3 separate regions of the Mus musculus genome follow, and regions 1 and 2 are each linked to region 3. Evidence: chromatin loops called from intact Hi-C (ENCODE). Cell type or tissue: gastrocnemius. All regions are shown on one strand.

Evidence for each region. Hi-C counts contacts between places; a loop is a spot of excess contacts. Peaks named below come from ENCODE experiments on the same cell type or tissue, not always from the same donor. Only the 100,000 strongest peaks of a DNase experiment are listed, where the experiment ranks them.
Region 1: a loop joins it to region 3, with 8 times the contacts of the local background. A loop is called at or near these places in 41 of 42 quality-filtered maps.
Region 2: a loop joins it to region 3, with 2.7 times the contacts of the local background. A loop is called at or near these places in 15 of 42 quality-filtered maps.

Annotation. Positions count from the first base shown.
Region 1 is chr11:54,980,080-54,988,079 of GRCm38, reverse strand. It overlaps Anxa6 (annexin A6), which reads left to right. Exons shown (of 26, transcript NM_013472.5): 21 at 1,012-1,029; 22 at 1,865-1,958; 23 at 2,909-3,004; 24 at 4,724-4,782; 25 at 6,342-6,464. Among named protein-coding and RNA genes, the nearest start is that of Tnip1, 21 kb to the right of the region's middle. In gastrocnemius, CTCF peaks have their summits at 3,793 (motif pointing right), 5,381 (motif pointing right) and 6,161; DNase peaks (open chromatin) are centred at 3,783 and 6,238; H3K27ac peaks cover 1,441 bases.
Region 2 is chr11:55,035,658-55,043,657 of GRCm38, reverse strand. No RefSeq gene overlaps it. Among named protein-coding and RNA genes, the nearest start is that of Anxa6, 6.2 kb to the right of the region's middle. In gastrocnemius, CTCF peaks have their summits at 2,135 (motif pointing left) and 3,819 (motif pointing right); DNase peaks (open chromatin) are centred at 2,129 and 3,816.
Region 3 is chr11:54,928,570-54,936,569 of GRCm38, reverse strand. Tnip1 (TNFAIP3 interacting protein 1) reads left to right here. Exons shown (of 19, transcript NM_001199275.2): 6 at 29-109; 7 at 2,390-2,581; 8 at 5,711-5,805; 9 at 7,352-7,475. Among named protein-coding and RNA genes, the nearest start is that of Gpx3, 30 kb to the right of the region's middle. In gastrocnemius, CTCF peaks have their summits at 4,688 (motif pointing left) and 6,073 (motif pointing left); DNase peaks (open chromatin) are centred at 356, 4,694, 5,797 and 6,033; H3K27ac peaks cover 321 bases.

The DNA.
Region 1 (8,000 bases), 52 kb before region 3:
AGAGCAGTTCCTGCCCTTATCTACTGGACTATCTTTCCAACATCCTTAATCTTTTTTTAAAGCTTTGTGGGACCTTGAACATAGTGGCACCTTCTATAATCCCAGCACTTAAGAGGCTGAGGCAGGAGGATTGCTGTGCATTTAAGGCCTACCTGGTCTGCTACATTGTGAGACCTTGCCTCCAAAGAGAAGAAGAAGCCAGATGTGGTGGTGCACGCCTGTAATCCCAGCACTTGGGAGGCAGAGGCAGGCCGGTCTCTAAGTTTAAGGCCAACCTGGTCTACATAGTGAGTTCCAGGACAGCCAAGACTACATAGTGAGACCCTGTCTCAAAAAAATAAATACATACATGCATTCGCACATATATTCTATCTAGGATTTTGGTTTATGCGGGAGAATATAATGGTTGCAGGATACTGGGGAAAGGCTAAGTCACACAGAAACTAGCCGAATTTATCCCCAGACACTGGGTCAGAGCAACTTTGGCTCACAAAAGTCCTGGCCACAGTGTTCACTGTTCTTATTAAAGATAATGCTTGCAGTCTCTACCTCTGCTGTGTGCCTGTAACTGCCCCCTGCCCCCCGCCCAGGCCTCAGCTGTCCTGCCTTTCTGTCTGTGACCTGGGGAGCTAAAGTGGCAGAGTCCTGCTGACTCTTTACAGAGAATCCTTGTCTGCCCGACCCCTTTCCTGGCAGGTCGGTAGCCAGTGGAGGGACGGTTTTCCTTCTTCCAACTGTCAGACAAACCAGGGCCTGCGGGCTACCCTCAGTTACTGAGTATGAAGAGTATCACTACCCCTCTGGAAAAACCACATTTTAAAATTAATTATTTTCAGGCCTATCTTCCACTCTGAATTCTAGCCCAGAGATTATAAAAGGTGATATCCCTCCCAGTTCTTCATTGTGACCCTGGGGTCTCTTGGGACTTCTGCCAATCTGAGCCAACCAATCACTCTGAGCTCTGACTCTTGCCTCCCGTCTCTCCCTCCTCTGTCCCCTCCCCGCTCTCAGGTGGCTGCTGAGATCTTGGTGAGTGTTCTGTCCTTCACGGGGAGGTAACAGCTTCTAAGTCAAGTCTTGCTGTGCCTGGGCTGGGCTGAGTGGGACAGGATGGGGCAGTGATTGGGGGCTTCCCCACAGCTTCTCTCTCTCCCCTTCAGGGCCTTTTAAGGACTGTGTTGGTTAAGGGCGGGCAGGTGTGGCAGTGCATGATCATAATCCAGCACTTGACAAGCAGAGGCAGGAGGTTCAGGAGTTCAAGGCCATCCTCGGCTTCATATCGAGTTTGAGGCCAGCCTGAACTACATGAGAGAGACTCTGTCTCAGAAGGGGCAGGCAGGGGCAAATAAATATTTCCTAAGCTTTAGCTGGTCATCTCTACCCTGATTTATGCTGTATCATTACCAGCTATGGTCGTTGCCTTTAAATCGAAATCATTTTAATTTTATTTTTAAGCCCAAAGTGAGCTTTTTAGAGAGAATTTAAGTAAGGTCATAGCTGGCTAGGAGATCCTTTGGAACCCTTAATGTGCTAGAGTAAACCGGGTGTGCCCTTGGGACTGGAGAAAACCGGCTAGGACATTTTTGCTTGTTCACACACATGTCCATACTCCCCAGAGAGATTCTCTGGTGACTGGATAGGATTACCAAGTCCCTCTACCCAGCTCCAGTCCCACCCCGGGGTCCTGAGGACTTCAAAGGGAAATGGGATGACCACTGTACTCAGGCCGAGGGGAGAAGGGGCCAACCTCAATGCCCTTGGGTGATTGATCCCACCGCAACCTGAGCCTTAGCAGAGACAGTAGGTGCTAACTGTGGCTTTCCCGTGGCTTTCCCTAAACCCTTGCCCCAACCGGGCTCTGCAGGAAATAGCAGACACCCCCAGCGGAGACAAAACTTCCTTGGAGACACGCTTCATGACCGTCCTGTGCACCCGTAGCTATCCCCACCTGCGCAGAGGTGAGTCTGTTGAACCCTCTACCCCTTCCAGTGTGGCAGTGGGAGCCCCAAATATGACCCGAGCCTTACAACCTTCTGTGCAGAGCAGACCAGCCAAGTGCCTAATTCCTTCTCTTCACTCCAGTAGTGGAGGGTTGGGGGACTCCAGAGCTCTGGCCTCTCCTCAGCCAGCTCCCTTCCCTTCCTTAGCAAGGCAGATGGCACACCTAGGATAAGGAATCGCTAGCTAGCTTCACCTCATCAGCATGCAGGGTTAAGGATTCTGAGGTGTGCTGCCATGATCCATCAGGACAAAGCAGAGAGGGGTGAGGTGGTGTAGGCCAGCCCATCACAGAGGTGTACAGTGCCAGTCCTGAAGTCCCTTCCCACTGAGACTTTGTAGCCTCACATGTACCTGCTCGGTCCTTTTCAACACGTGGCTGCTTTGTGCTTAACCCTGGATTGCCTCGATTCCAGTCCCCTACCTATCAGCTGTGTGGCTAAGCAGGTGACTGACTTTCTGCCTTGATCCCCTTATCTAAGGATTGGGGTTTTAGTTGTACCTCACATGGTTGCTAGGATACAAAACTCACAATAAACATAAAGTACTCGGTCTGTGCAGGGCATAAGGGGCTACTGGGTGTCACTTTGATTATTATATAGTAAGTTCCATCCAATCCTGTCAGGGAATAAGAGGGAACCCAGAGAGCAAGGCCCCCCTGGTGGTCTGGGCATTTCCTTTTACACATCAGCCTGGGGTAATAGAGCTTGCCAAGGGCTAGAGCTACTGGCCAGACTTAAAGGCACTGGTGTGGCCTACTCGGCTCCAAGTCTTATAGTAGCCCTAAGGCCAGAATCTGCCTGTCACCTGAGCCCTACCCAGTGCCCAGCATGTACTGTGGCTGGTTCACGGGGTAGGTCAGGTGACCCTCCCCAGTGGAGTTCATCTCTCCCTCAATTCTCTTGACCAGTCTTCCAGGAGTTCATCAAGAAGACCAACTATGACATAGAGCATGTCATCAAGAAGGAGATGTCTGGGGATGTCAAGGACGCATTTGTGGCCATCGGTAATTACCGGGCACCCGGGGGAGGGACTGGGGCACTGCTGGGAATGTGGGCAGTTTCCCTAAAGGAATGTGGCTTTAGCATCATCTTCTGCTGCTGATACTGGGAGCTAAATACTACCTCAGATCACCTCCCCCGCCAAGGCATGATTGTGGGGGGACAACCTGAGGACATCTTCAAGGCTATGGAGGCAGGTTGAACATCCCAGGGTTAGGACCAGGACATAGAGAAGGGCAATGCTGCACAGGACTGGAGTATGTTTGTGTACATATATACCACACATGAGACATACTGTATATGCACACATGTGACTCATAGGACACGTATACATAGCATGCAAGATGCGTTCATTCACAGGGTACACCCTGCATGTATACACTAGACATGCCTTAGGCATATTCTCTCATACCACAGCCTGCCACTGAGCTATCTCCTTAGCCCAGAGACCTCGTCTCTGAGCTTCTTGCTTTTTAATTTTTTTGTTACATTGTATTATTTATGTTGTATGTGTACACATAAATACATGTGTACAGGTATGCACACACCATATCATGTGTGTGGAAGTCAGAAAACTTTAGAGAGTTGGTTCTCTCTACTCTGTGGATCTTGGGAATTGAACTTAGGTTCTTAGGTCAATGACCTTAGCCTGCTAAGCTACCTCGTGGCCTGGAGGTCTCGAGTTTGAGAAGGTCTCTTTCCCTTTTGGATCTCATTTCTCCCTGTGTAGATATGGATACATACAAGCATATTGTTGCATCGTGTCGATACCTGATCTTACCAGCAGGTGGCGATAGAAGGCTTTCAGATTCTCTATCAACTGCAAAATGCATCTTGAATCTCAGGAATTCTAAAAAAAACGTGGAGGAACAGTGTTTTAGATTAGATAAATGGAGGGGTTGCTTACAATAGCTCTTCACCACCTACAGTGAGGCATTGTGATTGGAAGCAGAGGAGCTGAGCAGGAACTGTCACTTGAATGCTAAATGCCCTGGGCAGAACACAGAACCTGTGTCAGCTTCTGCATATCGGTAGTGGGACATGAACACTGGCTTTTCTACTCAGTCCTCAAGTGGCACAGAAGTTGTTACATACTCACACACACCACACCCCGCTCAGAATGTCTCTAGAATCTGAATCTCTACAGTAGAATCTGGTTTTTTGTTTGTGTGTGTGTGTGTGTGTGTGTGTGTGAGAGAGAGAGAGAGAGAGAGAGAGAGAGAGAGAGAGAGAGCTATAGGCAGTTGTAAGCAGCCCAAAGCAAGTGCTGGGAATCCAACTTGGGTCCTCTGGAAGAGCAATAAGTGCTCTTACCCACTGAGCTATCTCTCTAGACCCTAAAGTTCAGTCTTTAACCATCTTCTCCTGCGCTCTGAATGCCCTCAAAATTGACAGCCCTGTATCCAGCATCCCTTAGGACTTAAACCCCAGTTAAATATTCTGCTGACCTCAGTCAGCCACAAGCTCCTTTACCGCGGGAGAGATTCAGCTCTCAGACAGAAAGAGAGGTGGACAGAGGGAGGAGAAAAGGAAGGAGCTTTGTGGAGGGGGTCGTAAAGTGGCACTGCCAAGACAGACGGTTAGCAGTGACCCGCAGCCACCCAGTAGGCTGGTAGCAGTAAGTATGTTGGAAGGTTGGTGGCTGTAGTACAGAAAGCCCTGCCCAGGGTCTGAGCACACAGCCTCTGACCAGATGCCCTGCCTCTCTCTCTTCTCCCCTACAGTTCAGAGTGTCAAGAACAAGCCTCTCTTCTTTGCTGATAAACTGTACAAGTCCATGAAGGTACGGCGCCTGACCTGCTTCTCAGCACTGCCTTTCCCAAACCTACAGGCACAGATGTGCACCCTCCCCCAGACGAGACATCCGACTGCTCTTTACCCCACCTTGTTTATCAGCATCCTGCTTCTGGACCAAACGTAGTCTTCTTTCTCAGTCAAGGGTGTTTTAATGCCCACTCCCCCACCCCATCCCCAGGATATCTATCATGATTGATTTCTAGTTGCCAAAACTTAAGAGAATATTGCTGTTGGTACCCAAGATGCTGTGTACAGGTAGAAAGTGACAGAGCTGGAGGGAGAGGAGAGAGGGCCCTAGTGCTCACATATTCCAGATCCTGTGTTAGTATTTTGGGACTTGTATAACAAGTTCCCACAAACTGAATGACATAAACGTAATCTCTCATGGTTCTAAAATCGAGGCATTGGTAAGGTTGGCTCCTTCCCATCCCTCTCCTGCTACCCCTCTCCTGCCTCCCGGAAGCTGCCAGAAACCCCTTGTGTGTCTTCAGTTTGGCTGCATCACTCCAGCCTCTGTCTTTTTTTTTTTTTTTTTAATGTATGCGTATTCTGCTGCATTTGCAACTGCCTGCCTGAAGAGGGCATCAGTTTCCCCTATAGATGGTTCTGAGCCACCATGTGGTTGCCGGGAATTGAACTCAGGACCTCTGGAAGAGCAGACAGTACTCTTAACAGCTGAGCCACCTCACCAGCCCCCCATCCTCTGTCTTTATGTTCACATGTGTGCCTCTGTCCCTTGCACTCCTTAGAGCCACCCGATGGGTTTAGGGCCCTAATCTAACATGACTTCATTTTAACACATTACAATGGTGCAATAATTAACTTTCCATCTCTTTGGTACAATATCTGGGATGGGAAAAAAAAATCAACCTAAAAGAGGAAAGAAAGGATGTGGGCTCATAGTTTCGGAGCCTTCGGTCCACGGCCTCCTGATCTGTTTCTTGAGCCTGTGGTGATGCAGAATGTCGTGGCAGGGCGGGCGTGGCAGAGCATGCTACTTCCTTCCAGACAGCCTGGAGCAGAGAGGGAAGAAGGGACAAGGCACGGAGTACATCCACTGACACCCCACCTCACTTCCTCCAGCTAGGCCTTCACCTTCGCCACTTCCTAGCAATGCCATCAGATTGTATATTCATCAATGCACTGGCCCATCGAAGAAGTCAGAAACCTTAAGATCTGCTTCCCCAAATCTCTAGCTCTGAACACTGCACCGGGGAGGGACCAAGCCTTCAATGCATGAATTAAATTGGGGGGAGGCTACATCATCTAAACCACAAGGCAAAAACTCTGTTCTAAGGTTACATTCTGAGGTGCCAGCTGGATATGAGTTTTAGCAGGGCCTGCTCAGCCCACACAGGTCATCTGTGCTTATGTCTGCCCAGTCCTCCACACGAGGGAGTTTGGTTGGCACTGTCTGTGGAAGACAGTAAGGAGTGGCCGTCTGGTCTGGGAAGGCAGAAGGGACAGGCAGGTGGACATCTGCCATAGCATGACCTAGCTCTGCCCTCCCTTCCTGCTCCATGTATCTCTCCTTGGCTCCACCAGGGTGCTGGCACAGATGAGAAGACCCTCACCAGGGTGATGGTGTCTCGGAGTGAGATAGATCTGCTCAACATCCGGAGGGAATTCATTGAGAAATATGACAAGTCTCTACACCAAGCCATTGAGGTAGGAAAGGGGCTGCTCAGTGGGCTCTGGGATCACCTGCTCATGTTGAATGAAGGGAGACCTACCTCATTGGCTTGGCTATGAAAATATCTCTGTTATTTTATGTATGTGCGTGTTTGCCTACATGAATGTCTGGTGCATGCCGGGTACTCACAGAGTTCCGAAGAAGGTAGCAGATCCCCTGGAACTGGAGTTACAGACAGTTGTGAGTTGCCATGTGGGTGCTGGGAACCGAACCTGGGTCCTCTGCAAGAGCATCCAGTGCTCGTAACTGCTTAGCCACCTCTCGTGAGCCCCTGGTTTTTTTTTTTTTTGTTGTTTTTTTTTTTCATCTCTGAGGTAGGTTTATTTGTTTGTTTGTGTGTTTTGGGTTTCTTGGTTTTTGGTTTCTTGAGACAGGGTTTCTCTGTGTAACTCACTCTGTAAACCAGGCTGGCCTCAAACTGCCTCTGCCTCTTAAGTGCTGGGATTAAAGACATGTGCTACCACCACCCAGCCCCTCACGATTTCTTATTTGGAAACAATTGCCTGGTTTTTACTTTTTAATTTTATTTTATGTGTATGGTTGTTTTGCTTGCTTGCATATATGCATGTCTGGTGCCCATGAAGGCCAAAGGAGGGAGTCAGATTGCCCTAGTACCTTGGTATGATGGTCCTGAGTTCTGTCCATCGAACCCAGATACATCTTCTGCAATAACAGCCATCGTTCTTAACTACCAAGCCATCTCTCCAGCCCCTGGCTTTTACTTTTTGTCATTTTATTGTAGTGTAGTCTACAGTCCCGTGTGAGGTGGTTACCAACACTAACTGTGGTGCCAACCATACTATTTAGTTTACACAGCACAAACCTGGCCTTTTTAAAGACTACAAGTCAATTTTTTTTTATTGGTAGTGAAGTCTGAAATAAATGCTAAGTATTCATTCTACCATGGAGTCATAACACCAGCCATTCTGAAGAAATTTCTTATTTAGCTGGACAGTGATGGTACATCCAGAGACTTGGGAGGCAGAGACAGTCTTTTGAGGCCAGCCTGGTCTACAGAGTGAGTTCCAGAATAGCCAGGCTACACAGAAAAACCTTGTCTCAAAAAGCCAAAACACAACAAAAACAAAAACAAGAAAGGAAAAAAAAAAGACATTTCTAATTTTGAGACAGGGTTACTAAGAGTGACCTAGTCTGGCCTTGAATTTACTGCAAAGCCCAAGCTAGCCTTAAATTCATTGTGTAGCCCAAGCTGACATTGAACTTGCCATCCTGTCTCCACCTCCTTCTTGCTGGAGTTACAGGTGTGTACCTGGTCTGTGCAGTGCTAGGAATCGAACTCAGGGCTTCACACTTGGTAGGCAAGCATCCTACTAACTGAGCCACATCTCTAGCCCCTCTTTTAAAGTTTCTGTTTGCTCATTTTAAGTAGAGCTCTGAATTGAAGCTATAGCATACTACCACTGAGCTAAATTCCCAACTCAGAATTTTCCAAGTAACCAGGTATCAAAAGTAGAGGTCGGTCAAGGTCATTGTGACTAGTTAGTGAGTTG
Region 2 (8,000 bases), 110 kb before region 3:
AGTACCCAAGACAGCAATTTTTCCCCCAAGACAGGGTTTCTCTGTATAGCCTTGGACCTCCAACACAAAGATCCACCTGCCTTTGTCTCCTGATTGCTGAGATTAAAGGCATGAACCTCCACTGCCAGGCCAGAGGCAACTCTTTTATTTATATATAATTTGGAGCTTGCTTACAGTTTTAGAGGGTTTTAGAGTTTTAGGGGGTTAGTCCATGACCAGCATAGTGGGTAGTAGCTGAGAGCTCTACATTCTGATTCACAGGCAGCAGGCAGAGGGGGAGGGGAGGGACTGGACCTGGCATGGGCTTTTGAAACTACCCCCAGAGATACACCTTCTCTAACAAGGCCATGCCCCCTAATCCTTCCCAAACAATTCCACTAACTAGGGACCAAGCATTCAAACATATTGAGCCTATGTGGTGGCATTCTCATTCACACTAACACACTTTGCTAGACTGTGGTGGAACCAGAAACCCAGAGTTTTTCTGTTCTTTTTTTACTTCAAAGATTACTACCCCTCGACACCCCCACCCCCTTGTTTTTGAGACAGGGTCTCACACGTACACCATAAGCTCAAACTCACTGAGGTAAGGATGACCTTGAACTCTTGATTCTCTGCCTCCACCTTTCCAGTGGTAGCAACAAGAGCCCAAGCCACCATGTCTGATTTGTGCTGGGGATCAAATCCAAGGGCCTCCCACATGTTAGCCAAGAATACCAACTGACTTACAATACCAACTGAGCTACATTTGGCCCTCAACAGAAGTCTTGGGAACAGTGTTGTAAACTTCAGGTCCAAGCTTTTTGTGTTCTGACACAGGGAAAAGCCAGAGCTTTCAAGGCTGTCAATCAACATTCATTGCCAGCCTCCTACGGGGGTGATAAGGACCCTGACTTCACCCAGCTCCTCTGCCAAGACACTCTCCTGAATTTTTATAGGACTGAACAGCGTGCAGATGTTTCCAGATGTCCTCACTGTTGTCAACTCTCCCACACATCCTCCTGTTATGGGTGATCTTCTGTTTTATATTTTGACTCAGGATCTCCTATAGCCCAGGCTAGCCTTAAACTTTCTTTGCTGGAGGTAGCCTTGAACTCTTGCTCTTTCTGCCTCCACCTCCCAAGTGCTAGGATTACAGGTAGATGCCACCATACCCTGTCTGTTCATGTCAGTGCTGGGGACTGAGCCCAGAGCTTCAGCAAGCTAGCACTCTGCAGACTGAACCGTATCCCCAACCCTGGTGATCTTGGCATTTCTCTCCACTGTCACAACTTTGATCCCACCCATGGATCAGGCATGCACTGCAGCTCTGAAGGGCACTCCTTTTGGAGGACCTTCGCCAGGCTGTCGCTACATACAGTTAAGGAGCAGGAGTCCCGGTGCATCTCTGGAAGGATTGCAATACCAGGAATGCATCCAGAGCCTTGCTATAGCGCCAGTGATGTCACTAAGCAGGGCATGGATGATATCTGGGAGAAGAGACCCAAGGGTGTCTTCAGAAGGTTTGCCAAAGTGATCAAGTGACTTCACCCTGAGTAGGACTGAGGCTGGCACTGCCAAGCCCCTTAACATGGCTCCTGAGGAACTAACACATAAGAACTTGATGATTCCAGAAGAGGAGCAGATAACTGAAGAAGCAGCAAAAGGAAGAACCAGAAAGAAAATCCCTATCTGGGTGGGGTGGCCTGTGCCTTACTACTCTGGGAGGCTGAAGCAAGAGAATCATTGTGAGTACCAAGCCAACCTGAGCTATACAGCAATAACACAATTCTGTCTCAAGAGAAATAACAGAGGAAGGAAATTCACAAAGAAGGGTGCAGCAGATCTGCAGATCCCAACCAGACTCCAAAAGCGTGGGAACCTGATGGTACTCAGAAGGCATGGTGGTACAGTCATCTCAGCATGTGGGTCAGTGGAAGGAGGATAGGAAGTTAAGGTTGGCCTGAGCTACATTGTTGATGCCCTGCCTGAAAACAAACAAACAATCCAAACAAGCAAACAAAAGCTACAGGGCCGGAGAAATGGCTAAGCAGGTAAGGGCATTGGCTGATCTTCCAGAGGACCCAGGTTCCATATTCCCAGGGCCCACAACCCTCTCTAAACTCCAGTTCCAGGGAATCCAATGCCCTCTTCTGGCCTCCATGGGTACTGCATGCACGTAGTGCACAGATATTCATGCAAAACACGCATGTAAGTAAAATAAAAATAAATCTGGAGGTTGGGGGTGGTGGCGCATGCCTTTAACTCCAGCACTCAGGAGGCAGAGGCAGGAGGATCTCTGTGTGTTCCAGACCACTCTGGTATACAAAGCAAGCTCCAGGACAACCATGTCTGTTACATGGAGGAACACTGTCTCACATGAATGAATGAATGAATGAATGAATGAATGAAGTGGGAAAAGTATGGTGACCTAGACCCTGAAGCTTGTGCAAGCAGAGATTTTACTCAGTGAGTTGCCTCCAAAGCCCACCAAGATCAAATGTCAGTGATGGCTCTTCCCTCAAGTTCCTCAGGAATATGCCAGAAGGCATGTCATAGCGGGTGACAGTTCCCCACTGTCCTGAAGAACTTCTAGGGGAGATGGTAGTTTCCTTAGCTGACCTTGAACTTCTGACCCTTCTGCCTCCATTCCCTGGGTGCTAGTATTACAGTGTAAGCTATCATACCTGGCAATATGTATTTTATAAGCAGCATAGCCCAAGAATGTTCATAAAGTCCACAGTAGTGCACTGTAATACTCTGGGCCCATACACTCACTAATGCAGGCCCCTTTATAGAGTGTGCCCTGATTAGATGACATCATCGTCACCATCACCACCACCACCATCATCATCATCATCACCATCATTATTCTGAGATAGGATCTCTCAATGTAGCCCTGACTGACCTGGAACTCACAATGTAGACCAAGCTAGCCTTGAACACACAGAGATCAGACTGGTTCTGCCTCCAACTGCTGAGATTAAAAGCATGTGCCAGCATGCCCAGCTCCAATGTACCATTTGGGTTGTTGGGGAGTTTCGAAGGATGCTTTTTCGTTTTAAGACAGGCTCTCAGCCAGGCAGTGGTGGCACATGCCTTTAATCCCAACACTTGGGAGGCAGAGGCAGGTGGATTTCTGAGTTCAAGGCCAGCCTGGTCTACAGAGTGAGTTCCGGGATAGCCAGGGCTATACAGAGAAACCCTGTCTTGAAAAAAAAAAAACATTAAAAAACAAAACAAAACAACAAAAAACAGGCTCTCAGTGTGTAGTCATGGTTGACCTGAAACTCATGGAGATCTGCCCTTCTCTGGCTCCAGATTAAAAGTACGCACTATCATACCCGGCCCAGTTTTTATTTTTATAGCACTTTTTAAGTATTTAGTTAGTTTTATATGTATGAGTGTTTTCCCTGCATCTGTGCATATCTGTTTCATGATCACGTGTTGTTGGAAGTGGCCAGAAGGAGGAATCATAACCCTTGAGACTGGAGTTACAGACACTGTGAGCCGCTATATGGAAGCTGGAAATTGAACCCGGGACCTCTGGAAGAGCAGCCAGAGCTCTTAACCACTGAGCCATCTCTCCAGCCCCAATTACCATATTTTCATCATACTGTTATAATCTTCATTGTCACCTTCACTGGATTTACAATCTTCTTCTCGCCCCCCTCCCACTCCCCCCTTCCTCCTCCTTCTTTTAAAGATTCTTAACTTTTATTCAGGCCCTGAGAGGGGCCTTGAGGGCGTTCCCAGTCATCATCTTACAGGATTCCTAGGGCCACCTGGAGGTGGGGAGCCTGCAGGAAGGCACCGCATTGCCTGGCCGCCATCCAGCAACTAGCCAGCAGGTGGCAGTAACCGTCCACTTCCCCAGGTAGTGCCCAAAGATTTTCTTCCTATGACCAATTTGAAGAGAGTTGAGAAAATCCCCAATCCTGATGCATTGTTCGGGTCTGAGTCATGCATCTTACCCTCACCCATACAGACCCCGCTGGACGTGCCAGTCCAGAGGAAGGGAGAACGCAGCAAACACGGTTCTGTCTGGCTGCTTGCTTCCTTCCAGGGTTTGTTTCCATCAGCCTGAGAGGCTGCAACACCTGCTTGCTTTAAAAAGTTCCACAGCTGAGGGGGCTTCCTCTTTGTACTTAAATATATATATATATATACACATTATCTCCCTCAAAGCTCCCCCCCCCAATAGCAAATTGTTTTCTCAGGACTGAGGCTGAGAAGCAAAGACAATGAACTCAGCCAAGGAACAGTAAAGTAATTAGCCTCCATTCTTGCTCAGTGCCTCCACTCCTGAATTAAGGCCTCAGCTTTGCAGCCAAAGAAACCAGTTTTTTGTTTTGTTTTTCGAGACAGGGTTTCTCTGTGTAGCCCTGGCTGTTCTAGAACTCACTCTGTATGCCAGGCTGGCCTCAAACTCAGAAATCCACCTGCCTCCTCTGCCTCTGCCTCTGCCTCTGCCTCTGCCTCTGCCTCTGCCTCTGCCTCTGCCTCTGCCTCTGCCTCTGCCTCTCTGCCTCTGCCTCTGCCTCTGCCTCTGCCTCTGCCTCTGCCTCTGCCTCTGCCTCTCTGCCTCTCTGCCTCTCTGCCTCTCTGCCTCTGCCTCTGCCTCTGCCTCTGCCTCTGCCTCTGCCTCTGCCTCTGCCTCTGCCTCTGCCTCTGCCTCTGCCTCTGCCTCTGCCTCTGCCTCTGCCTCTGCCTCTGCCTCTGCCTCTGCCTCTGCCTCTGCCTCTGCCTCTGCCTCCCATGTGCTGGGATTAAGAGGGTGTCTCACTACCATCTGGTTAAGGAATTTTTAATTCTGCCCCAGCCTCTTCAACTGACTTTTGGCAAAAGTGCCTATAATCCAACACTGGGGAGATGGAGGCAGGAGGATCAGGCATCCAAGGTTATTGCCAGCTACATAGAGTTTGAAGCCTCTTCCAGAGGACCTGAGTTTAAATCCTAGCAACCACATGGTGACCCACAACCATCTGTAATGGGATCTGATGCCCGATCTGGTGTGTCTGAAAACAGATACAGTGTACTCAGATACATAAATAAATCTTTTTTTAAAATGCCTTTTAAAAAATCAAATAAGGGGGGTGGGTATGGGGGACCTTTGGGATAGCATTGAAAATGTAAACGAGGAAAATACCTAGTAAAAAAAATCAAATAAAATTTGTCAATTATAATAAAATACAATCAATGCTGCCAAAGTGTGGTGGTGTATACCTATAACCCAGTGTTTGAGAGGTCGATACAAGAAGGTCATAGTTCAGTGACAGCCCAGGCTGAACAGGAAGACCTTGCAAGGCTTGTACACTCCACTCAGTTCCTACAACATCACTCCAGTCGTTACCCCTCCCAGCCTCTCTTCTCCATCAATTGTCTACCCCTCTCTAAATTCTGTATCCCTGGCTGACTTTGAACCAGGATGGCACTGAGCCCCTGGTCCTCCCGCTTGTACTTCCTGAATGCTGGAATTACAGGTGTAGGTGTATACCATCATGCCCAACCTTGATGTTTTGGTTTTTAAAGATTCAACACAGAAGAGCCTATTTGTATGCTGACGAGAACGATCATAGAGACAGTGGGAAATCTGGACAGTCTCTTCAGTTGGTAGAATGCTTGCCTAGTATGCACAAAGACCTAGGTGACATCCCCAGCCCCACATAAACTAAGCATGGTGATGAAGATTCAGACTGGGTTACTCCTGTAATCCCAGGAGTCAGGAGATGGAGGCAGGTCTGGAGTTCAAGGTCTTCCTCAGCTACATTGCAAACTGAAGGCCAGCCTGGGCTACATGAGACCCTGTCAAACAACAAAATATAGCACCTAAATAAATCAGGTGTTGGGCAGGAGTTATAACTAGCTGACTAACACACCCCAGACCCACGGTTCTATCCCCAGAAACACACACACACACGTTGGCAAGGATGTGGAGAGATCTGAAGTCTGAACATTGTGTATTGCTGTGGGAATATCAGATGGTGCAGCCACTGTGGAAATCAGTCCTGTGGTTTCTCAGCAAGCTAAACATGGAGGGATGTTGTTCAAAGGGAAAGTATTACCTACCACACATAAGGGCCTGCCTTCATTGCCCAGTGCTGTGAGGAGATTGGGGGAGGGGGGAGGGAAAGGGAGGAAGAGAGAGAGGGGTAGAAGAAGGAGGGAGAGAAAGACAGAAGGAGGGGGAGGGGGAAAGAGAAAGAGGGAGAGGGAGGGAGAGAGGGCAATTATCATCTAACCATGTCAGTTTCATTTCTACAAAACGAAGTAAGCTACGAGGGAGCCCGGGAGCCCGGGAGTCCACACACTGGCATCCACGTAAGTGTCCCCAGCTGTTGATCATGGCTCAATCACAATAGCCAGAGATTAAGAGGGTTAAACCCCACCAGCAGATGATCCCAAAAGCAAAATTCAGCAGACTCCTGCAACAGAATACTATTCAGCCATAAAAAGGAAGGATTGGCACGTGATACAATGTAGGTGTGGGGAATCCACTGGAGAAGACTGTTCAGGTGTGGGTTTAAGCCAACAGGAAATCCTAGCGGGCTGGTGACCACACTGGGTGAGCCTTCCTCAGGATGAGCTTTTAATCACAAAAACCTTCTGTGTTGACATACTTCAGTTAACAAGAACAGTTAGCCTAAGTGGAACTACGGAGGCCATAAAGCCAGGTTAGTACATTTAGAGGCTTTCCAGAAATGTATGGACTTTGATGGATTAATTTTTCTTTTTGTTCTGGTAGGTGATACTGTCTATGTGCTGAGTTTTACAGCCTGAATGGCACTTCCATCAAGGAGTCAGTGGTGCTAAGGTCTTGGAGCCTAAAGGTCTGGGTGTTAGCATTCTATCTAAGCTCCGCCCCACAGTTACCTAGCAACAGCCAGGTATGCCTGACTCACTATAAAAGGGGCTGCTTACCCTCTACTCCCTCTCTTGCTCCTCTCTTGCTCTTCCCTCCCTGCTCCTGCCCTCCCCTATTCCCTCCCCGCCCCCACGTGCTCATGGCCAGCCTCTACTCCTCTACTTCTCTTCTCTTCTCTCCTCTCCTCTTCTCTCCTCTCCTCTCTCCCCTCTCTCCCCTCTCTCCCCTCCCCCCTCTCCCCTCTCCCCCGTCCCCTCCCCTCCCCTCCCCTCCCCTCTCCTCTCCTCTCCTCCCCCTTTACCTTTCTCTGCCTCTACTACCCTCTTATCTTCCCTCCTCATGCCCTGAATAAACTCTATTCTATACTATACCATCGTGTATCTGGTCCCTCAGAGGGAAGGGGTGCCTCAGCATGGGCCCACTGAGGCACCCCCTTCCCCCACACCTGACTACACCTCCATAGTACATATCCCCATCTATTTTTCTTTTTATAAACACATCACTGGCTCCATTACACTAAAGCATGCCCAATGAGGCCAGACCCCAGAGACTACACACATATCATTCCATTTACATGAAGTGGCAAAAGAAAATCCACAGAGACAAAAATCAAATCTGTGCGTGTGGGATGGGGAGGTGTGGTGGCTCACAGCTGTAATCATAGCACTTGTGAGGGAGAAGAAGGAAAATAAGGAGTTCAAGGTCATTATCAGCTACAGATGGAGTTCATGGCCAGCCTCAAACACATGAGACCTTGTCTCAAAAGACCAGAAATAGGGTAGGAGGAAGTGGAGGGAAAGGAGGTGAAAGCACACTGGTGGTTGCCGGGATTTTGAGGGGAGGGGAAGAAGGGGAGGAAGGTAACTGCTGAAAAGATACTGGCATTCTGCAGTCAAGAAATGGCACAGAGTTAGACACAGCATTCACATAGCTGTGGATGCTCTAAACCCTCATCCCTCCGTTACTCAACACCCCGCAGCAGTTCCCCAAGGACTCCAGCCCTGCACCAGGTGATCCCTCCTCCATCTCTGCCTCTTGCTGGCTCAACACCCTGAACCCCTCTGGTCTCCAAACACTATCTTTGTTCCCACCACTGTTTCCTTGGCTTGGACACTTCCAACACATGTCTGCTCAGTTCTGCTGACTTGCTCTCCTC
Region 3 (8,000 bases):
GGGCAGCTACTAACTTCCTTCTACCTAGGGCGCCTCCTCGGACTTTGAAGTGGTCCCTACTGAGGAGCAGAATTCACCCGAAACTGGCAGCCACCCTACGAACATGATGGTGAGCAGACAGGCATCCCCGCCCCCACCTCCAGCACATCCTTTTCTTTCCTCTCTGTCTGTCACCTGCCCTTTCGTGACACGACACTCAGATCCCTTGGGTCCCCTGTAGTTACATGGGGGACACAGAGGGGCTATAGCATGGGGTGCTTCTTACTCTCATATGCAAATCCCCCGCTGGTGACTTCCCCAGCTTGGGGCACACAGGCACCCCACTGTTGTGAAAGCCTGGGCCACTTGCCAGCCCCACTGGCCTCTGGACCAATCACCTTTCTGTCAGTTACAGTGACTCAGCCTCTTGGGTCTGTAGGTGTGGAAAGGGTCGGCCTGGTGCTGATGGGAGGGGTGGGAGTGATTTACCCTTTTGTGCTTGTCCTTGGCTCCTCCCAGGGGCAGATGGCCCGGAGGTTACACTTTGTGTTCACAAGTGGGGTGCACGCGTTTCTCCAGCTTCGGAGGGGCTGCTCAAATCCACATTCCTACCTTGCAGTGTTTAACCTTAGTCCAGCCGTGCAGTCCTTCTGTTCTTTCTTAAAATGCCAGACTTGGAGAGCTGCTGTGAAAGATCTTCAAGATTTGTCAGAGACCTTAAAGTCCTGTCTTTTCCTCATCCCTCCCTCCTATTTAATGTTTGCTTTATTCTGTTCTGTTTTGCTTTGTTTTCGTGTGAGGCAAACCTCTTGCCTCTTCTCCTAAGTCCATACCATGAAGCATGCCCCACTATAGACCATTAAACTGTTGCTATGCCAGCTCTACTTGGCCTCCCCTTCACCTGCAAACACCACCCCATCTCACACCAGCATTTAACCTTCAGTGCTGAGAGGATCGCCCTGTCAGGATGCTCTGTGTTTTGTCTCCTGGGACCATATGCATCTCGTCCTGTTCTGTCCCTGAGGACTGAGACATGACTGAGAGCAGGCGAGGTTCCCTCGCTCAGAAAGGTTTCAGCGCGCAGTCATGGGCTGATAACTTACCTTTTCCATTAAAGTCTGTCTACGCCAGCTCAGGAGTACACCAACTCCTGCTGGAAGCTTGTAGGCTACTTGGAGAAACCTGAGCACTTGATACACCTCCAGAGATCAGCCCTGGCCACTCCTAGTCCTTTGTGGTAGGAAAGGGACGTGCAATTGGAGACTGATTCTGCTTTTTTTTTTAATTAGAATGTGATGCTGATAGGACACAGGCCGAGCATTCAGTTGCCCAGAGCTCACTAGCAGGTCCTAGAGCCCTGGGTTACAGTGAGAAAATCCCAGTTGTAGGCCTGGCTCTGCCACTCTGCCATGTACTGACTGGGCTGCTATGAGCAAGTTCTCTGTCAGGATACATCATTGTCTCAGCCTGAGGGAACCGTAGCTCCCTGTGGCTCTGCTCTCTGATTCCCTGAAGTATTGGGGTTTGGGAGGAATCTGCTGGGTGATTCCTTGCCTGAACTTGGGGGTTGTGGTTGGGGGTAGGAAGTGGGTGGGTGGGTGGGGGGAACTGCTGGGTGAGTCTGTGAACTATTTTAGAGGAGGGGATCCGGAGGTGATGAAGAGTGTGAACATTTGGGGTAGATCAGGATATATAGAAATGAGGTCCACAGAACCCTGGGGTCTTGCAGGGGGCCTTGGGCAGGAGAAGGTTGGGAGGCCTAGTTAACGCCTGTCTATGAGCCAGGATTGAAAGGTCCCACTGAGATCCTTAGGACTGCTGTGGGTATGACCAGGGCTGTGGCTTCAGTAGCAGTGTTCTAGAGGGAATGGAGAGAGCAGTACTGAACTACTCTGCCCAGGCTGTTCTCTCTTCGTTTACTAGGTTGGGGTTCTCTGCAGTATTAGAGCTGTGATTCTTAGAAACATGGTGTTTGGTCCTCTCCCAGGCACAGCCCCCTAAGGAGAGCCTCCCTGAGCTCAGGAAGCAGTGCATTACAGTTAGAGACACCCTCTCTGCCTTCCCTCCTGTCAGTTTTGCTGTGCAATGAAGGACGGAAGTGATATACATACACATACTGCTGAAGGATGCCCAGCCTGGGGGAGGGCGAACTGACTACTCTCGGGCACTCAGTAAGACTCAGCGTAGGAGGAAGATGGCCTTGGTGGTGTTAGGCCAGCCAGTGGCCTGGAAGTCCTAGGTCCTGCCCTGTGAGTCAGCTCCAGATAGGGAACCTGTGTAACTGGAAATTTTCCCTGGGCTGAACAGAGGCCACAGGGGAAACTGAGTCATGAAGAATGGGGAAGCAATAGAAGAATCGGCCGGCATTGCCGCCTTAGGCTTGGTGAAGATCATGCTCTTGCTCCCACAGGACCTGGGGCCCCCACCCCCAGAGGACAGCAACCTGAAGCTCCACCTGCAGCGCCTGGAGACCACCCTTAGCGTGTGTGCAGAGGAGCCAGACCACAGCCAGCTCTTCACCCACCTGGGCCGCATGGCCCTCGAGTTCAACAGGTTGGCCTCCAAAGTGCATAAAAATGAGCAGCGCACCTCCATCCTGCAGGTGAGGCCAGCAAGAATCTCCCTGCGCCTCCTGCCCACTGTAGGGGTTAGCTATGGGGACTTCGGAAGGCTGGATTTTAGGCCTGTTTGGAGCTTTTTGTTCACAGTGGTGACTGCAGTAAGGAATTTATGGGAAGAAAAAGAAGGAAATGAGGAAATGGGAGGCAGGTCTTGCAGATTCACAGTGAGTGTCCTGGGGAGTGAGGCCTGGCGGGCTGAGTGTGGCCTGCTTTGTTCTTGTTTGTTTTCTTTTTTTTTTAAAGACCCGAGTCTCACTTTGTATCCCCAGCTAGCCTGGAATTTACCATGTAGACTAGACTGGCCTTGAATCAGAGTTCTGCCTGCCTCTGCTACCTGGGCACCCCCTGTGGCTTGCTTTGCTGTCACTGCAGCTCTTTGTATGCTCTGTCCCCAGCAGGAAGTGTTTTGAGATAGTCTCACTCATATCCCAGCCCAACCTCAGACTCACAGCATCTTCCTGCCTCAGCCTCCTAAGTGCAGGGATTCTAGACATGAGCCACTTCACCCAGCTTTAATTTGTCATATTTAAAATCTCAGGGGCTGGCGAGATGGCTCAGTGGTTAAGAGCGCCGACTGCTCTTCCAAAGGTCCTGAGTTCAAATCCCAGCAACCACATGGTGGCTCACAACCATCCTTAACGAAATCTGATGCCCTCTTCTGGAGTGTCTGAAGACAGCTACAGTGTACTTACGTATGATAAATAAATAAATCTTTTTAAAAAAAAAAATCTCAGACCCTTAGCCACGCTCTCTCCCTCCCTGCCTCCTTTTTCAAATCCCTCTTAGAAGGCTCCCTGTGCTGGGAGAATGGTTGATCCTCATTACTGTATGGTCCTGAACAAGTCACCAATCTCCTGTCCTGTAAGGATTGGAACTACCAGTGTCCCCCTCCTGGGACACTGCGTCAAAGGAGGCCTTTGTGTAATCTAGAACCCAGTGCTGGGAGATGGGTGACTGTTAGCTTCGTTTGATGATGCTTATCTACTCAGGGCAGGCCATCTTAACTTCGAGGGCTTTGCAGTTAAGTATGATCCGCTTACATTAATTGGTAACCATTTCAAAGATGATGAACATGAGGCTGCCTGAGGCCCTGCTCAGGATTTGAGTACCCCTTCCTTCTGGGTAGAGCTCTCACATTAAGGCTCCCTGCTTCTGGGTAGGCCCTTCTCCTTCTGTGCCAGTCGGTCTGCGGTCTCAGTTGTGCCAGTAGACCTTGATGAAAGGAGGGAATCCACCCCGTGTAACCTTGAGCGGGTGAGTTCTGCTCTGCCCGTATGACCAGGAGTACACAGAGCATCCTCTCACTGGAGACTGGAGAGGCAGTATGTGGTAGAGAGCCTACAGAGCCAGGTCCAGGGAGGGGACCTCTTTGAGAGGCCACTAAGGCTTTGGAGTTCCCACTCTGAGCCCTGAGAGAGAATACCTGACATGGTACCAGGGCTGGGATCACTCTGAGCACCCACCTTTTGGCACTCACGTGCAGATAGATCTTTGTTCCCTGATGTCCCCAGTCTCTTACATCAGTCTCCTGTTTATTCCTTTCTTGGTTCTTAACAGTTCACGACAATTCTGTTTTATTGGGTAGTGGTAGTTTGTTTGCTTAGTTTGTCTTGCTACTAAGTGCTGTCTTCACAGGGAAACCGTACCCACCATTTTGCTCCAGTGCCTGGCACTTCATACATAGTTGGTGAGAGAATGAGTGAGCATGCCAGGAGTGGAGGCTCTACCCATAATGCCTGCTCTAGGGGATTTCAAGTTCAAGGCCACCTTGGACTGTGTAGCTAGACTCCATCTCAAAGACCAACACGAAGCCAGACAGTGGACTCATGCCTGTGGTCCCAGTATTTAGGAGATAGAGGCTGATAGATCTGGAGGCCAGCCTGGTCTATGAAGTGAGTTCCAGGACAGCCAGAGATGCACAGAGGAGCCCTGTCTTGAAAACAAAGTAAAACAATAACAACAGAAAGACAAAGTTGGAGAGATGACTGGCTGCTTTTGCAGAGGGTGGGGGTTTGGTGCCTAATGCCCACACAGCATCCATCTCACAACCTTCTCTAACTACAGTTCCAGGGGATCTGATGCCCTCTTCTGGCCTCTGTGGACACTGCACGCATGGTGCAGGAAAAACATTATACATAAAATAAAAACAAACCAATGTTTCCAGTGGGCTCACAGGTGTGCTCTTAGACTCTCTGATAGAGTAGGTGGTGATCTTTGGCTGCTGCTGAGCTTGTCCAGCATCTGGTTTGTACCCAGGGCGTTTACCTAGAGGTCCCAAGAATAGTCTTAACAAGTGAACTGTCACTGTGGCCTTCCCTTAGGGCAGGAGCAGGACAGTCTGTTCCCTGGTGTCCCTGCCCAGGGCCACAGCCGCTCTCTGTTTCTCAGCCTCTGGGTAGAGGAAGCTGGATCCCATTCCTCCTCATTGCATCTCTGATATGTTTCTTGATTCACCCAACAAACATTGCAGACTCATACCTGTAGTCCCAGCACTTAGGAGGCCGAGGCAAGAGGGTTGCTGGGCATTCAGTGCCGAGGGATATAGGAAGTTTCAGGCCCAACTGGGGTACAGGGTAAGACCTCACCTAAAAAAGAAAAAAAATTAAATATTTTTTTTGAGATCAAATGTGGCACAGGGCCATCCACTGGGCATTGAAAAACAATAACAATTTTTCGACTTTCTCAGCCTTCAACCCAGAGTTCAACAACTCCAATGCAAGGCTGTCCTTCCATCCACCCAAGCTAGTCAGAAAGGAAGCCAGCAGTTTTGGAATCTCCCTGTGTGACATGACACAATTCTCCTCATACTCTATGTAGCAGTGAATGTAGGACATCTACCTTGGTTAGGGAAAGAGATGAGATGTGAGCCTCGGAGGGCTGCCAAGGAGGAAGAGTCTAGGCAGGGATGACTGTTAAGGGAAGAGGAGGGGATTGTCATTGAGAGGACCAGGACCCAGCTCTGAGTCTCCATCAGGCATCCTTACCACTGGTTCCCATGGAAGAAAAGCCTGGGGGATGGACCTAGTGGCTGTAGCTCGAGCCCCCTTGTCAGCATGCCTTGGGATGTACCCCTTCTAATCCTTACCACTGTCTGCTCATCTACCCCACAGACCTTATGTGAGCAGCTGCGCCAGGAGAATGAAGCCCTGAAGGCCAAGCTGGACAAGGGCCTGGAACAGCGGGATCTGGCTGCTGAGAGGCTGCGGTAAGTCCAGGCCACTGGAGACTGGCAGAGGGATAGGGCAGGAGAATAATGTAACACACTGGTTCCTGGGATGAAGCCACATCTGAGAGCTCTGTTCTGACAGCAGATCTCATGGCTCTTCTCCTTGGCTTCTGGTATTTTCTCCCTTGCACCGTGTTTATCTTGAGGGTGGGGGTGTAGACAGCATTGAAAGCTGCCTTCCCCTGGAGACAACTGCTGACATTTGTGTAGGAGCTGGCTCAGGATTCTCCTGCCCCCTGGTGGTCACCATCATTCCCTGCTCGCTCTTCCTGGGATCTTTGGAAGTCCCTCTCTGGACTGAGACCTGTGGGAAGACATTACAGGTTTACCCCAGCCTCTCTGTCCTTGGCAAGACTGAGTTTGGGTGTCTTAGGTGAGCCGTAGGGTCTACTTGTCACCAAGGATCAATGCCTCTTGTCTCTAGGGAAACAGGAGTGTGTGAGTGCTGGATCTCAAAGGGCCTTTGCCATCAGATCATGCAGACTAACTCAAATTACGTGAAGGGAGATGGTCCCTGAGAGAGGCAGGGACTTCCTAAGAGTCTCACTACACTGGCGTGGTGGCGCACGCCTTTAATCCCAGCACTTGGGAGGCGGGGGTAGGCGGATTTCTGAGTTTGAGGCCAGCCTGGTCTACAGAGTGAGTTCCAGGACAGCCAGGGCTACACAGAGAAACTCTGTGGGGCGGGGGGGTGGATACCCAGGCCGAAGGAAAGGAATCTGAGTCCTTGCTGAGTGGCCTGAGAAAAGCCATTTGACTCTGTAATTAAATGGAAGCTGAAGGGCTGTGTCCACACTGCAAACATCCTGAGTACCCAGCACTGCCTACCTCATGAACTTAGGGTTTCACTTTCACTTATTATTTCTGCTTGTTTCGTTTGGAATGGTCTCATTCCATAGCCCAGGGAACTCACTGCGTAGCTCAGGCCGCCTCAGACTCCATAGTCCAGCTTCTGCCTCCCAAATGAACGTTGGAGTCATAGGTGTGCGTGCCCACACTCAACTTTGCTGGTAGCCTTTCCTGCTGTAAACTGTAAAGAAGGTCTCACCCAGAGCAGGGCCTGTACTCAACACTAGAGAACCATGAGAGCAGATCCAGTGGGATTGAGTCCCTGGTGGGTGTGAAGATGGCTCTATCAACCCTAGCTCTGAGCCAGAAGCTTGCTCTTTCCATGTTAAAGAGGGGGGGTGCCAGGTGCCGGTGAGTGAGCATGACCTACTGCACCGCCCAGGCTCTGCCTGCGTCAGCTGAACCAGGACACTTGACTATAACTGGAGGGAGGGGCGGAGCTTTCTTAGAGAACAAGATCATAGAACTGGAAGGTGCCAGGTGTGGAGACAACCTACAGATGGGGGAAATTCTGCTGTTAAGGATTCTCATGCAGCCTGCACACCTTCTGGGTGGCTTACAGATGCCCTTTTGGTCTGGTCGCACCGCAGCAGTGCCTTTGACAGCAGATCCTTGGCTTTGCAAGTGTCTTAACCCAGGGCTGACATTGTGACATCTCCACTTGTCTCTTATCTAGGGAGGAAAACACGGAGCTCAAGAAACTGTTGATGAACAGCAGCTGCAAAGAGGGACTCTGTGGGCAGCCCAGCTCCCCAAAGCCAGAGGGTGCTGGCAAGAAGGGCGTGGCTGGACAGCAGCAGGTGTGTATCCCAAGCTCTCAAACCCAGGATCTGCTCTGCCCCTCGCTGAGGGAGCACATCTCCTCCTACACACATTCCAGTGGCAGAAGGTTCTGCCTGGTAGACTCTGTTTCCTGGTGCAGCACCTGCCTCCGTGGTATGACCAGTCCTTGGCTTTTTGTTCTGTCTTCACCCCACGTGGAGTATCCCGTTCTCTGAGACACGTGCTCAGAGCTATTGGCAGTCAAATTACATGGCTCTGCCGCCCACCCTGGCTGCTTGCTTCTCCCGCTTGCTGACTTGGATTGTCCAGCGGCTGCTCATGGGAGTTGGGTTTCAGTGTTTTGCTCATTCTGGGTACCAATACCTTGATGCATTTTGTCTTGTCAAAGTCTCCTTCCCAAAAGTCAGGTTAGTCTCTAAAGTGTCAGGGCTCCTAAGGGGATTGTATTAAGCTTGTGAGATCGCAACTTAGAGCTCTGCATGGAGAGGAAGACTGGTCTGGGGATGCCTCAGCTCTGGCCCACACCCCCACACCTCCAGGCC